Regions from separate parts of the Homo sapiens genome. Here region 1 is linked to region 2. A link is a loop called in an ENCODE intact Hi-C map of the cell type or tissue named here. Cell type or tissue: pancreas. All regions are shown on one strand. Links, peaks and the distances in the headings refer to the core of each region. The heading gives the core; the rest is flanking DNA.

Region 1 (8,336 bases), core at 189-8,188, 51 kb after region 2:
TACAGTATAAAAACTATTTCATAGGAATATTTTTAAAATTTCATTCATTAAGATTGTTTTCTTTCTTTTTTTTTTTTTTTGAGACAGAGTTTCACTCTTGCTGCCCAGGCTGGAGTGCAATGGCGCGATCTTGGCTCACTGCAACCTCTGCCTCCCGGGTTCAAGCGATTCTCCTGCCTCAGCCTCCCAAGTAGCTGGGATTACAGGCGTCCACCACCACGCCCAGCTAATTTTTTGTAATTTTAGTAGAGACGGGATTTCCACATGTTGGCCAGGTTGGTCTTGAACTCCTGACCTCAGGTGATCCGCCCACCTCGGTCTCCCAAAGTGCTGGGATTACAGGCGTGAGCCACTGCACCTGGCCATTAAGATTGTTTTCTAGGGATTTATATTGGTGGGAAAATTCTTTACATAATGTATTACTCAGGGTTCTCCAGAGAAACAGAACCAATAGGATATGTATATCTACATATACAAAGAAAAGTTTATTTTAAGGATTGGTCATGCAGTTGTAGGGGCTGGCAAGTCCAAAATCTGCAGGGCAGGCCGACAGGCTGAAGACCCAGGGAAGAGTTAATGTGTAGCTCAAGTCTGAAACCATTCTGTTGGCAGAATTCACTCTTCTTTGGGGGAGGTCAGTCTTCTCTTAAGGCCTTCATTTAATTGGATAAGACCTACTCACATTATGGAGGATAATCTGCTTTACTCAAAGTCCACTGATTTAAATGTTAAACTTGTCTAAAAACTACTTTCAGAAAAACATCTAGATGTTTTGATCATTTTTGATCAAAAGCTGAGTACTTTTGCTGGCCATGGTGGTCAAGGCCTGTAATCCCAGGAAGGCCAAGGTGGGCAGATCACTTGAGGTCAGGAGTTCCAGACCAGCCTGGCCAACATGGCAAAACCACATCTCTACTAAAAATATAAAACTTAGCTAGGCGTGGTGGTAGGCACCTGTAATCCCAGCTACTGGGGAGGCTGAGGCAGGAGAATCGCTTGAACCTGGGAGGCGGAGGTTGCAGCGAGCCAAGATCGCACCACTGCACTCCAGCCTGGGCAACAGAGCAAGACTCCATCTCAAAAAAAAAAAAAAAAAATCTGAGTACCTTTACTCAAATAAACTGATACATAAAATTAATAATCACATATAATATTAAATAAAAAGAATAAACTCCACATATAATATGGTCCCAACTATTTTCAAATTGTAAGGAAATAAAAAATTAACATTAGCTTTTTCTTTTTTTAATTTATTTTCTAAGTCTTCTATAAATTTCAGTACTTATCTTGCTTGTTCTCTTAGCAGAATAACAATGTTAACTACTTTTCTTTTCTAGAAACACCCTCTCTCTTACTTTCACTTCTGGCTTCCCTCTGTACTACATTCATTTTATGATACTGTCCAATCTACACCCCTCTCTTCTGAAAACTTCCCCCACTTGGACCCAGCAGTGTGGCCCTGGAGACATGCTCATCCCCTGTGATCCTGCTCCCTTGACCACAGCTACTTGGATCAGGAATGAACACTTGGCACTAGGGAAGCAAAACCATTGGCTGTGCTGAGCCAGTCAGATTCTTTTTTCTAAAAGTAGCTGCAAATAAAGTCAGAAAGAGAGTCTCTACTGTGTGCTTGAATTTATAAAAATAAAACTATGAGTGAGGCAGACATGTGCGTATGAAAACAGAACATTTTTAATTTTTTTGTATTTTTTACTTATTTTTTGTTTGTTTTTTTGAGGGAGGGTCTTGCTCTGTTGCCCAGGCTGGAGTACAATGGCACCGTTACAGTTCACTGCAGCCTCAACCACCTGGACTCAAGTGATCCTCCTGAGTAGCTGGGACTATAATCCCAGCTACTTGGGAGGCTGAGGCAGGAGAATTGCTTGAGTCTGTGAGGTGGAGGTTGCAGTGAGCCGAGATCGTGCCATTGTACTCCAGCCTGGGCAACAAGAGCAAAACTCTGTCTCAAAAAAAAAAAAAAAAAAAAAATGGCATTTCACCATGTTGCCCAAGCTGGTTTCGAGCTCCTGGGCTCAAGCAATCCACCATTCTCAGCCTCCCAAAGTTCTGGGATTACAGACCTGCACCACTGTGCCCAGCAGACCCTCTCTTCTTCTGTGTGTACTCATTTTGCACCTATATGCTGATGACAAGAAACTGGTCCTGATCTTCATGTATAGAACCATCTCCTGGACAGCTCCAGATGACTTATAGACACTTCAAACTCGAAATACCTAAAACTGAAGTCATCTCCATGCCGTTGCCACTTTCCCCAAATCTGACCCACTTTCATTATTTGCTATTTCTATAAACCAAACTACTACTTCTCAGCTTGCCAAGCAGGAAACCTCAGAACAATACTTTTTTTCCTTCTTACTGATATATCCAATTAGTCACCATGTTTTGTCAATTCTACCTCTTAATATCTATCAAATTCACCCATTTCTCTCTACTGCCATTGACACTAAGTCAGGGACTGGCAAAGCTTTTTGTAAAGAGCCTGATAGCAACTATTTAGGCTCTGTGGCCTAAACGGTCTATGTCAGAACTGGTGTCAGTCATAATCCCAAAAGATACAATCCTGAATGTTGAAATCCCAAAAGATCAAAATCTCTAAAGTCTAAAATCTCTAATATCTAAAATCCTGAAAATTAAAAACCCAAAATATTAAAATCCTGGAATTTGAAAGCCAAAATCTAGGGAAGAAATTTAGCACATTTTTGGTTGTATGTGGGATAGCCATATCATGTTAGGTGAAGTATTTTCTTGCTATTGTCTTTACATGGAAATTATATACAGTTCATACATATGGGTGTGAAGTTGACAAGGTTTGAATTTGTGGACTTAATTTTAGGTGTCAGCTTGACTGGATTAAGAAATACCTAGAAATCTGGTAAAGCATCATTTTGGGTGTGTCTGTGAGCATGTTTCCAGAGGAGATTAGTGTATGAGTCAGAGTGGACTAGATGGGAAAGATCTGCCCTCAATGTTGGCATGCACCATCTAATCTGCAGGAGGCCCAGACAGAACATATCCAGAAGGTTAACTGGATTCTTTGGGAGATGGGACAGACTTTTCTTCTGCTGCCTTGGATGTTAGAACTCCAGGCTCACCAGCCTTGGGATTCCAGCACATACTTACACCAGCAACCACCCAGATCCTGAGGCTTTCAGCCTTGGACTGGGAGTTACACCATCAACTTCCCTGGTTCACAAGGTAAAAATGTAGAAACTTAATAAACGAAGTGATGTACATCTGCATTTGTGAAAGATAAAATTTCTTGAGATCTTGACTCTTTGGGTGACTGCACATGTGGTAGCTGGCCCATGTGGTTTTTGATGGATCTCATCAAAAGGCTCAGATTGTCTATCATGGTATTTCAGATGACCACAGTTAATAAAGTGGAGTGCACACAATTACCAGCCATAGTGATAAATGTTTGTACTTCACTTTTTTAACTCTTTATTTTTTTTAATTTTCATTTTTTACTAATGGAGTCTCGTTCTATCTCCCAGGCTAAGACACAGTGGCATGATTATAGTTCGCTGCAGCCTCCAACTCCTGGGCTCAAGTGATCCTCCCACCTCAGCTTCCCAAGTATCTGGGACTACAAGTACATACCACCACACCTGGCTAATGTTTAAATTTTGTGTAGAGAAAGGGTCTTGATTTGTTGCCCAGGCTGGTCTCGAACTCCTGGCCTCAAGTGATCCTCCTGCTTTGGCTTTCCAAAGTGCTGGGATTACAGGCATGTGCCACCATGCCCAGCCTTGACCTCCTTCTATTTTTATTTATTTTTTTTTTTTTGAGACAGGGTCTCACTGAGTTGCCCAAGCTGGAGTATAGTGATGTGGTTACAGCTCACTGCAGCCTCAGGTGATTTTTCCCCACCTTAGCCTCCAGAGTAGCTGGGACCACAGGCACACACCACCACGCCTGGCTAACTTTCTATATTTTTTATAGTGATGGAATTTCACCATGGTGCCCAGGCTGGTATCCTGAGCTGAAGAGATCCTCCTGCCTCAGCCTCCTAAAGTGCTGGGATTACAGGCATGAGCCACTGCTCCCAGCCGACCTTTTTTTTTTTTTTTTTTGAGATGGAGTGTTGCTCTTGTTGCTCATGCTGTGATTTTGGCTCACTGCAACCGCTGCCTCCCGAGTTCAAGTGATTCTCCGCCTCAGCCTACCAAGTAGTTGGGATTACAGGCGCCTGCCACCACGCCCAGCTAATTGTTTGTATTTTTAGTAGAGACAGGGTTTCACCACGTTGGCCAGGCTGGTCTCGAACTCCTGACCTCAGGTGATCCACCCACCTCAGCTTCCCAAAGTGCTGGGATTACAGGCATAATCCACCGCACCCAGCCAATGACCTTATGAATACAGTTCATCTGCTCATAACTGTTGTACCTGTGCAACTGTCATTAGTATACCTGAGTATGCTTATAAAAATATGTATGTTATTATTGTCTATTTTATTGTTTAAAGTGACTTATGAAGCATTCTGTTGTGTGTTTGTATGTTGTTCGAATAAAACCCCCTTTTTTTTGAGCCGGAGTTTCACTCTTGTGAAACTCAGATCCATGAGAAAAGGGAAACAAATGAGCCCTGTGATTGCATTATCCTGCTGCTAGAGGCAGTTTCCAGGCTGTAGCACAGGAGGAAGAATCAAAACTGAGTCCAGCAGTTTCCCTGAGTTAAGGGGAGAAAGACTAGTATCCTCAGAAGCCAAAGAGGCTGTAATTTGCAGGACAGAGTATTGGAGAGACAAATCTCAGAGACTGAGCCCTGGAGATATGTAGAGGGAACTCATGAAGTTGCTGGCTGAGTACTAATCTGTGCATGCATGGGGAGAAATCCACCAGACTGTAGAAAAAACCACTGTGGAGAGGAGCAGGCCAAACAATTCCCAAAGCTCATATAAGCTTGCAATTGCTTTCCCATCAAGCAGTGAAGAGGGAATTGGGTAGAATGGTTAGAAGGTTATCATGTAAGTAGTGAAGCTAAATTAGCCTTAACCTACGATTATTCTGGACCATCCTATCAAACCTAGAAGGATTTAAACTGACAAGTAATTTAACTGCACACCAGAACAAACTCCAAGACTATGTAAAGAAATACAACAAAATCCAAAACTGTAAAAATTACCAAGCAAGGAATTAGGAAAATATGATCTATAATCAGGAGAAATAATAGAAACACACAAAGATGACAAAGATGATGGAATTAGAAGATAAATACCTTAAGATTGCTATAAAACATCTTATAAATTGGCTGGGCAAGGTACTGTAATCCCAGCACTTTGGGAAACGGGGGTGAGAGGATAGTATGAGCCCAGGAGTTCAAGACCAGCCTGGCCAACATGGTGAAACCCCATCTCTACTAAAAATACAAAAATTACCTGGGTGTGGTGGCGAGCGCCTGTAATCCCAGGTACTTGGGAGGCTGAGGCAGGAGAATCGCTTGAATCCGGGGGGTGGAGGTTGCAGTGAGCCAATATCACACCTCTGCACTCTAGCCTGGGCAACAGAGCAAGACTCAGTCTCAAAAAAACAAACAAAAAAATTAAAAATATAAAATTAAAAAATTTAAAAAATTAGCCAGGCATGGTGGCACACACCTGCAGTCCTAGCTACTCTGGATGCTGAGGCAGGAGGTTCCCTTAAACCCAAGAGTTCGAGGCTCTTGGGTTTAAGATCTCACAATTGCACCCCAGCCTGGGTGACAGTGAGTCTCTGTACCCAATAATACTTTTTTTTTTTTTGAGATAGAGTCTCACGCTGTCACCCAGGCTGGAGTGCAGTGGCACAATCTCAGCTTACAGCAACCTCTGCCTCCTGGGTTCAAGCAATTCTCCTGCCTCAGCCTCCCAAGTAGCTGGGATTACAGGCGCCCACCAACATGCCAGCTAATTTTTGTATTTTTAGTAGAGAGGAGGTTTCTGCATGTTGGCCAGGCTGGTCTCAAACTCCTGACCTCAGCTGATCCACCTGCCTTGGCCTCCCAAAGTGCTGGGATTACAGGCATGAACCACCGTGCCCAGGACCCAACTGTAATTTTTAAAAATCTTCTGAACTTACTCAAGAATACAGAAATATAATGAGCTGAGAAATTGAAGATTTTTTAAAAGACCCAAATGCAATTTCTAGATATAAACTACACAGAATCTGAAATTATACCCTATCCTACTTGATAAAATTACCAGAAAATTAGAGATTGCAAAAGAACAGGTAAGTGAACTTAAAGCCATAGCAACAGAAACTGTAAAAAAGGAAGCAGGGAAAGCAAAAATGCTTAAAAAAAAAAAAAAGAATAGAGCTTCAGGGACCTGTGAATGAACAGTTTAAAACACATGAAATTGGAATTTCTCTTTTTTTTTTTTTTTGAGACGGAGTCTCACTCTGTCGCTCACGCTGGAGTGCTGTGGCATGATATCCGTTATCGGCTCACTGCAAGCTCCACCACCCAGGTTCACGCCATTCTCCTGCCTCAACCTCCCGAGTAGCTGGGACTACAGGCACCCACCATCATGCCCGGCTAATTTTTTTGCATTTTTAGTAGAGCTGGGGTTTCACCATGTTAGCCAGAATGGTCTCAATCTCCTGACCTCGTGATCCGCCAGCCTCGGCCTCCCAAAGTGCTGGGATTACAGGCATGAGCCACCACACCCGTACTGAAATTGGAATTTCCAAAGAACCGAATGGAAGTGGGGAAGGGAGAGGAAAAAAATTCTAAAAATAATGCTGAAGATCTTCCAAATATAACGAAAACTACAAACCCATGGATTCAAGCTCAATGACCTCAAAGCAGAAGAAATACAAAGAAAAAGCATGTTAAGGCACATCATTTTTAAATTGCTCAACACTAGAGAAAAAGAGAAAATTTTAAAACCAGCCAGAATAAAAAATACATATTAAGTACTGGGGATCACAAATAAGAATTTCAGCAGATATTTTGTCAAAAACTATGCAAGCCAGAAGGCAATGGTACAACATAGTACTAAAAGTGCCAAAAGTAGCCGGGCACAGTGGTTTACAACTGTAATCCCAACACTTTAGGAGGCTGAGGCAGGCAGATTACTTGAGGTTAGGAGTTTGAGACCTGCCTGGCCAACACAGTGAAACCCTATCTCTACTAAAATTACAAAAAAATTAGCCAGGCATGTTGGTGCTCGCCTGCAGTCCCAGCTACTTGGGAGGCTGAGGCAGGAGAACTGCTTGAACCCAGGAGGTGGAGGTTGCAGTGAGCCAAGATTGGGCCACTGTATGCCATCCTGGGGAACAGCGCAAGACTCCATCTCAAAAAAAAAAAAAAGAAGTGCCAAGAGAAAAAACAAAACTATCAACCTAGAATTCTGAATTCTGTATCTTTATTTTTGGATTCTGTACCTCATGAAAATATTTTTCCAAAATTAATTCAATATATTTTTCAAATAAAAGAGCTAAGGAAATGTTATCACCAGCAGATCTATAGTAGAAAAAATGTGAAAAGAGGCTCTTTAGGTAGGAGAAAAATTATACCAGTTCCAAAACCATATTGGGACATTCTATATCATACATTGGAACATTATACAAAAATAATAACGATGAATTGTGAGCCTTAGGACATATATGGATATAAATGCATGACAAAGAGAGGGCAGGGATAAGTGGAAATATACTGTTGCAAGGTTCTGATGCTATACTTGAACTAATGTAATATTATTTTAAGGTGAAGCAACCACTAAAAAAAGATACAGTTTTTAAAAATCAACATGTGCCCTATAAATATATGCCTACTAGGTACCCATAGCAATAAAAAAATTAAAAATCTGTAAAGATCAGTAAGTAAAATACCAATAATCTAAGTGAAAAAAAATAAAAGAAATGCTTTGAATAGACAGCTCACAGAAAAGGAAACATAAGTGGTCAATAAACCTATGGAAAGTTCTTCAACTTTACTGATAAGACTAATTCAAATTAAATACAATGTTAAAATTACTTTGTCATCTGTAAAATTAGGATAGTAAAAATTCATATATATGTATATACATATATATATATATATATATATATATATATATATATATTTTTTTTTTTTTTTTTTTTTTTTTTTTTTGACATGGAGTTTAGCTCCTGTCATCCAAGCTGGAGTGCAGTGGCATGATCTTGGCTCACTGCAACGTATGCCTCCCAGGTTCAAGCGATTCTCCTGCCTCAGCTCCCGAGTAGCTGGGATTACAGGTGCTTGTCACCACACCCGGCTAATTTTTGTATTTTTAGTAGAGACAGGGCTTCTCCATGTCTGACCTCGGCTGATCCGCCCACCTCAGCCTCCCAAAGTGCTATGATTACAGGTGT
Region 2 (8,336 bases), core at 193-8,192:
CAACATGACATTTTCTCTTACCAGTCCTGCCCTCTCCCGCCCGCAAGAAACAAAGGCTTTTTCTTCCTTGCTCACCAATCAGTTTGTCCATTATGCTGTGATTCTATTTCAGTCAGGATGCGTTATAAGACAGTAATTAAGAAGGCCAGGCCAGGCACAGTGGCTTACGCCTGTAATCCCAGCACTCTGGGAGACTGAGATGGGTGGATCACCTGAGGTCAGGAGTTCGAGACCAACCTGGCCAACATGGTGAAACCCCGTCTCTACTAAGAATACAAAAATTAGCTGGCCGTGGTGGTGGGTGCCTATAATCCCAGCTAGTTGGGAGGCTGAGGCAGGAGAATTGCTTGAACCCGGGAGGTGGAGATTGCAGTGAGCCGAGATTGTGCCACTGCACTCCAGCCTAGGCAATACAGTGAGACTCTGTCTCAAAAAAAAAAAAAAAAAAAAAAAGGTAATTCAAGAATATTTAATGGAGACTTTGGGACCTGAACGGGGGTTAAAGGATGGATAACAGCCAGATGGCAGGAGTGGCCAGTGCAAAAAATTTATCTCTGGGAAAGAGCACATGCATGGGGACTAGTGAAGCAGTCAGCCTGGCTGCAGAGAAGGTGTTGCTAGTTAATGGGAGATAAGGTTGGTACATGGGATAAAGTTATGGGCATGAACACAGGCACAGGTGTTTATATCTGAAGTAAACAGGGACTCTGTAGGCTCTTGAGCAAAAATAACATGATAAAATCAATACTTGAACATTAGTGTGAAAGTTAGCAGGATGCAAAATGAATTCCTGGTGTGCCTCCTTCCCAAACTCTCCACACTGGATTAGCCCCCACACTTGGCATGGAGCTAAATGAAGACTATCCCTCGAAGTTTTAGCAACGAAAGGGAAAAAAGAGTCAATGGCTGCCTATAAAGAGCAGCAGGGTTAAACAAAGATAAATTTGAAAAGAAGAGCAGATTTGGAAGAAAACAGCAATATTCAGTTTTTAATTCACCAAATATTTACTGAGCCTTTAGTACATGCAAAACACTGCTAAGTACTGTGCCGAATATACAGTTCCTCTTTTCAAGGAGAGAGTAATACAGGTACACAGCTCCCTATCATGGAATGCAAGAATGCTGGGAGAATAGGAATGAAGAAGAGAGTATTCTAGACAAGTGGCTCTCAAACTTTTTGGTCTCAGGACCCCTCAATACTCTTAAAAATTATTGAAGGCCTCAAAGAGCTTTTGTTTATGTGGGTTTTGTCTATCTATCAATATTTTCAATATTAGAAATTAAAACAAAAATCTGGCCGGGCGCGGTGGCTCATGCCTGTAATCCCAGCACTTTGGGAGGCCAAGGCAGGCAGATCATGAGGTCAAGAGATCGAGACTATCCTGGCCAACATGGTGAAACCCTGTTTCTACTAAAAATACAAAAATTAGCCGGGCATGGTGGCACGCGCCTATGGTCCCAGCTACTTGGGAGGCTGAGGCAGGAGAATCGCTTGAACCCATGAGGTGGAGGTTGCAGTGAGCCGAGATTGAGCCACTGCACTCCAGCCTGAGCAACAGACCAAGACTCTGACTCAAAAAAAAAAAAAAACCCAAAGTCTAAAAAGATGTATTTACCCATTTTTGAGTAGCGATATTAAACCCATTACATGTTATCATAAACATTTTAAGAAAAATATATTTTCTAAAACAAAGAAAAATAGGTACAACAAAGAGTTATTCTGTTTAATGTATTTGCAGATCTCCTTACTGTCTGGCATATAGAAGAAACCTGGATTCTCATATCTGACTCTGCCTTCAAACTATTGTGATTTTTTTTTTAAGTATTTGAAGCAAACCTGTCCTCATACAGACATGGAGTAGGAAAAGGGAGGAATTTTCAGACCCCTTGAAAGAGTATTAGGGACCCCCAGGAGTCTTTGGTTCACATTTTGAGAACCCCTTTTTTAAACTATAATTAGTTATATAATCCTCCAGTAGGATTTATTTGTCAAAAAAACTCCCTGCATTCCCAACACTAATGAGAGCTAATAGAATGGGAATGACACTTGTCAGTTTTTTTGTTTGTTTTTTTGCCCAGGCTGGAGTGCAATGGCGCGATCTCGGCTCAAGAGATTCTCCTGCCTCAGCCTCACGAGTAGCTGAGATTACAGGCGCATGCCATCACACCCGGCTAATTTTTGTATTTTTTGTAGAGATGGAGTTTCACCGTGTTGCCCAGGCTAGTCTCAAACTCCTGAGCTCAAGTGATCTACCTGCCTCGATCTCCCAAAATGCTGGGATTACAGGTGTGAACCACCGCGCCTGGCCTAAATTGTTTTTTTGTAATCTAAAAAGAGGAAACTAAATTTTACTAATTGTTGTGCCAAACCCCTATTAACCTCTGTAAGGAAGGCACCAGGTTCAAGAGGCCAAAGGAGAGACCCAGAACCAGCAAATAAGACCTGGGGTTTTATTAGGGGATTACATACATGGAAGAGAATCCAGTGGCAGCAGGCTGGAAAGGGGAATTGCCTTAATTAGAGAAATGGTCCAGTGGCAGTGGGATGGACAAGATATCTGTCTTACCTACAATCCAATGGTGGCAGGTTGGACAACATGACCCCCTGCCTATAGTCCGGGGCTGGTGCACTGGACATCACAGCCACATGGCCCAGTGACGACTGGCTGCGCAGAAAAACCACAATCATTTGCAAATAGTATGCAATTAATATAGCATTTTCACCTAACACCCTCCCTCTAACAACCTCCACTTGGCAAGCTGCATCCAACCCAAAACTCAGGGCCTAAATCCCCTGTATGGCCCCTGGTCCACTGTGTTATGGGATCCTTGGGGGTGTTGCTTTTCCAGCCGGAAACCTCTGTGGCCAGTGGCGCCTTTGCCTGAGTTTTGCTCAGGCCCATTGGGCCGAATCAGCCTGTCAGGCTGTGCTCAGCTCATGCTACCTGCCAAGATCCCACACCTTCTGAGATGAGTGGAGTGGAGTGGTGACAGGTGTGTGAGCAAGTGAGCACGGGGTCCAGCCACTGCAAACAGCCAGGCACATCGGCTGCAGTAGGGCAGGCAGCTCCAGGCACCACCACGGGCACTGGCTCCCTGCGAAGCTGCAGCTGAACCAGGTGTACCACAAGTAGCTTCCACAGCTGGCACTGGGGAACGTGGTGCTGCCCAGAAGCTTGGAGATGCCAGGAAATGCAGTGTCAAAGAGTATGTCACAGCCTTGGCTTGGGGAGCTTCTAGGTCTGAGCTCATCAAAGGGCCACAGCTCTTCTCTCCTTGTCTCCTGCAATGTGGCAAGCAAGGGGTGTGTTTCAGCCCTGTTTGTGTTACAGCTCTTTTAGACCCGCCATGCGGCAGGTCCTGAGTTCTCGTCCTGTGTCCAGAAAGAATGAGGTACGTGGACAAGTGGAGGGTGAGCAAGGCGAAGAAGAGCTTTACTGAGCAACAGAACAGCTCAGAGACCCACAGTGGGTAGCTCCTCTTTGAAGGGAGGGTGTCCCATCAAGTGTTCGGCTCTCAGCAGAGAGGAGACCCTGGGGTGGGTAGCTCCTCTCCATAGCTGGTCATCCTGTCATCTCCCTGAGTCTGGCTGAGTCAGGTTTTTATCAGCAAGGAAGTGCTTGCTGATTGGTCCACAGGCAGCCATGGGCGGGCCCAGAAAAAAGCACAAATTCCCACTCTGGTCTGCAGGGCTGGCAGCCTGGTCCCCAGGCTTCACGCCTTCCCCAGCTTGAAGGCGGGGCTTCACCAGGGACCTTCCCCTTTCCACCCAGGAGCCTGCCTGCCTCCTGCCACTGTTCATGGTGCCCAGGCTGCTCTTGCAGAGTGGTGCCTGCAGCCCAGCACTGAGCTGCCCTCAGACCCCACTCAGCCTCCCTCCCATGCTTGTTTGTGCCCAAAGCCCGGAGAGGGTCAAGGCGGCAGGGGGCTGGCATGTCAGCACTGCCCCAAGAATGAGCACACCTGGCTGGATTGCAACAGCACCTTGGCTTGGCCTCAACTTTGCACCAAGATCTGATTGGGCTCCAGGAGTAAGGAGAGGCTAGGCAGCGGGAGCAGGCATTTCCGACCCTGCAGCTGCAGCTTGGGCGGCTGCAGGTGCATCCAGGAGGGTGGGGATCCTGCCTGCTCCATGGAATACACAGCCCCAGCCGCGCCTCCCGGCTGCAGCCAGCATTGTCAGAGAGGCTGCTCCAGATGGGCTGCCACTGCCATGAACAGGGCAGGACAGGGGTTCAGATGTTCATCATTGATAAGGAAAAAATGTCCAGGTTGGCCACTCCCAGATTCCCTAGCTTAGAACACACATTCAGATGCATCTGCCATACAGGGTCATTCTCAGGGTAGGCTTCACTTATTGCTCTCAGGTGTGTTTATGCTACACTAAGATTAGTGTGTAGGTTGACATTTGCATCTTCACCAGTCTGAAGGCCTGATGGTCACATCAGGTAGGGAGTATCAGGGACAAGAGCATGAATTCCCTAAGTGTCACTCTCACTTGTTTGTTCATTTTCAGCTGACACATTGTACAATGGTTAAGTAAAAGATTTCCCAATTATAATATTTAGCCTTAAGTAACTTCAAAAAATGGGTGTTGGTTCCCTGCCCAGATTCTACTTACTGGTCATGGTCCCCATTCCCTACATGCTGTGACTCTTGGCTGCTACCAGTTCATACCTGTATCTTTCTGTGAAGAACTGACCATAAATGATGGATGCTACCTAATCAGGAACATCACACTCTGCCACCACCCTCCTGCACTAACTCCAGGCGGCCCATAGCCCACGACTGAATAATACAGGAATACTAAAGCTTGCTTCCTTGCCTCAAGAAGAGACAAGTCCATGGTGCCATCCACACTCCAGAGCTGCTCATGGGATCAAAATGAAGATAGATTTCAACTGAACCCATGTCTTTGCCTAGCTTCTTCCTCTGTCCTATTCTGTTTCTCTCACTCCCTTACAGGTTTCAGCTGACATCACTCTCTCAAAAGAATCGCTGGCACAGGAATCTTCATCTCAAGTTCTGCTTCTTGAGAACATAGCCTGAAACAAGCGTATGATTTTAAAACAATCATGCAAAGAGGACAAGGATTGAAAAGATCAATAATGAAGATAAAAGCAACAACAACAAAATGGCAGAACTAGTTCTTTTCCTACTTCTGGTATAATTTCTTCTTAGCCAAAATATGTGATAAAAATGACAGTTTAATAAAACCTAACAAGATGTCAGTTAAAAGAGAACTACAAAGAGGACTATTTGAAAAAAAAATTCTATCCACTTTCTTTTTTTTTTTTTTTCGAAATGGAGTCTTGCTCTGTCACCCGGCCTGGGCAACAGAGTGAGACCTTGTCTCAAGAAAATTTTTAAAAAGGCAGTATCTTCTGATATTAAGGAAGATGGGTATTTCTAGTGGAATTTCAATAAAAATTTTTCTATAAATAGGGTATAGGACTAAAAAATGAGTATCCTGATTTTTTACTACTTCTTTGAATCTTGGCATCTTTTTCAATTATGTTTCTCATCTATGATAGATATTAAAACCAATAATTAAGATAAATTGAATGTAAACCCATACCTCCTCAGCAGATCTGTAGAACTTATGTAAAAAAATAAAAATACAAAATAAATAAAACCAGACCTTCAAGCATCTTTATTTCCATGATATTAAACCAAGATTAAAAAAAAAAAATCTAACGGTGGCCGGCACAGTGGCTCACACCTGAAATCTCAGTGCTTGGGAGGTTGAGGCAGGAGGGTCACTTGAGGCCATTGGAGTTCAAGGTTGCAGTGAGCTATGATAATGCCACTGCATTCCAGCCTGGGTGACAGAGTGAGACATTGTTTCTTAAGTAAATAACTTTAATGATTACTATTTATAATTGTAGCAAAATATTTAAAAGTTATTAATAAATAAAGTAGTTGGAGTCTCCCTTACTTGCTGACTATAATAGAGAGTCAAAAGAGAAATGCCACATTGAGCCTTGGCCTTTCACATATTAATTCCACTCAAAACAGAAAGATGACTTAGTGGATGTCATATTCTCACCATTTTACCAAACACGTAAGTCATCAGGATCTATATCCTACAGCAAAAAAAAAATAAAAAAAATAAAAAATCAATAAAAACAGGTAAATCACTCTTGTACTCACAGAGGTGGGGAGAAGACAGCAGCTTCCCCCTTCAAACTTCCAAGAGGGCAGAAGTTTTGACAGATATTCCTAACTTACTAGCTGAAGCAAAAATGTACGAGAAAGAGAATGGGTTCCCTCAAAAACAAGAAAATCCCAAAGGTAGCTGGTTACATATATAATATACAAAAATCAATAGCTTTCCCATAAATAAAAAAAAGGTTAAAAATAAAATGAATACAAGAGCTCTTATATTATTACAAGAAGAAAGATTATATACCCAGGGACAAACCAAAGAAATGTGCAGAGCCTGTATGGAGCCAAATGGAGGCTATTTAAGATGACTTCAGTGTATTTTCCCAGAGTCAGCTCAGTTCTTACTTCAGGGAAGACTGCCCAGACACACCCCACCCCGCCAATTAGATAAAATCACTTATTATAAGCTCACTGTATTACCACATCTCTCTCCTCCTTAGCACTTCACAACTTTACATTTATTTGTGCAATTATTTGCTTGATCTCTATCTCCTCTTCTGGATTTCTTAAGATCCATGATTACAGATACATTACTTTAGTTACATTTATATCTCTAATGCTTAGCAGAGTTCCTGGTGTAATAAGTACTCAATAAATATTTGAGTGAATGAATGAGAGGAAAATATATGCCTGTAATCCCAGCACTTTGGAAGGCTGAGGCAGGAGGATCACCTGAGGTCGAGAGTTTGAGACCAGCCTGACCAACATGGAGAAACCCCGTCTCTACTAAAAATACAAAATTAGCTGGGCATGGTGGTGCATGCCTGTAATTCCAGTGACACGGGGAGGCTGAGGCAGGAGAATCGCTTGAACCCAGGAGGTGGAGGTTGTAGTGAGCCGAGATCATGCCATTGTACTCCAGCCTGGACAACAAAAGCAAAACTCTATCTAAAAAATAGATATATACACACAATATATATTATATATAGTATATTATATATATTATATATAGTATATATAGTATATTATAGTATATTATATATATTGTATATTATATATAGTATATTATATATATTGTATATATAATATATATATTATATACGTATATACACATGCTGTGCTTCATAGACAATATTGTAAAAGTTAAATCTACGTAAATTAATCTGTACATGGATTATAATGACAATCAGAATAGCAACACAGCAACAGCAGTTTGTTTTGTTTTGTTTCTGAGATGGAATCTTGCCTGTGGCCCAGGCTGGAGTGCAATGGCGCAATCTCGGCTCACTGCAACCTCCGCCTCTTGGGTTCAAGCAATTCTCCTGCCTCGGTCTTCCATGTAGCTGGGATTACAGGCGCCCGCCACCATGCCTGGCTACTTTTTTTGTATTTTTAGTAGAGACAGTGTTTCACCATGTTGACCAGGCTGGTTTCGAACTCCTGACCTCAAATGATCCACCCGCCTCAGCCTCCCAAAGTGCTAGGATTACAGACGTGAGCCACCGTGCCTGGCCAACAGCAGCATTTTTTGAAACTTGACAAAATGTTAGTATTAGGATTCATCTAGATTCCAGAGTTGCAAATAGTTGCACAACAATGTGAATGCACTTAATGCCACAAAACAGCATATGTAAAATAGTTAAGATGGTAAATTTTTTTTTTTTTTTTTGGACAGTCTCTCTCTGTCGCCCAACCTGGAGTGCAATGTTGCAATCTCGGCTCACTGTAACCTCCGCCTCCCAGGTTCAAGCGATTCTCCCTGCCTCAGCCTCCCGAGTAGCTGGGATTACAGGCACCCACCACCACGCCTGGCTAATTTTTGTATTTTTAGTAGAGATGGGGTTTCTCCATGTTGACTAGGCTGGTCTTGAACTCTTGACCTCAGGTGATCCACCCGCTTTGGCCTCCCAAAGTGCTGGGATTACAGGCGTGAGCCACCGCGCCTGGCCGAAGATGGTAAATTTTATGCTATATAAATTTTACCACAATAAAAAAATCTGGCTGGCAAAAAAAATTTATCTAGAAACATGAGAATAACCCAAAAAAACACTTAAAGAGAAATAAAAGATGCCTTGTTAGAAATTAAAACATATTATAAAGCTACTTGAAACACTTTGTAGCCAGATAATAAATCAATGAAGCTGAATAAAAAATCCGGAAGTAGATTAATATTTATATGGGAATTTAGTATATAATAAGGATGACACTTCAATTCAATGGGTAAAAGA

The links. A loop is a pair of places that touch in the nucleus more often than their neighbours do. Peaks named below come from ENCODE experiments on the same cell type or tissue, not always from the same donor. Only the 100,000 strongest peaks of a DNase experiment are listed, where the experiment ranks them.
Region 1: a loop joins it to region 2, with 2.1 times the contacts of the local background. A loop is called at or near these places in 13 of 110 quality-filtered maps.

What each region holds. Positions count from the first base shown.
Region 1 is chr14:63,710,951-63,719,286 of GRCh38, forward strand. All of the region lies in intron 1 of SGPP1 (sphingosine-1-phosphate phosphatase 1), which reads right to left. Among named protein-coding and RNA genes, the nearest start is that of SGPP1, 13 kb to the right of the region's middle. In pancreas, for the core only: no CTCF peak of the experiment used is centred there; no DNase peak of the experiment used is centred there.
Region 2 is chr14:63,659,959-63,668,294 of GRCh38, forward strand. LOC105370532 (a long non-coding RNA gene) reads left to right here. Exons shown (of 3, transcript XR_001750790.3): 3 at 4,966-5,447. Among named protein-coding and RNA genes, the nearest start is that of WDR89, 22 kb to the left of the region's middle. RefSeq lists an enhancer at 2,488-3,488. In pancreas, for the core only: no CTCF peak of the experiment used is centred there; DNase peaks (open chromatin) are centred at 3,093, 3,823 and 4,073; H3K4me3 peaks cover 265 bases; H3K27ac peaks cover 710 bases.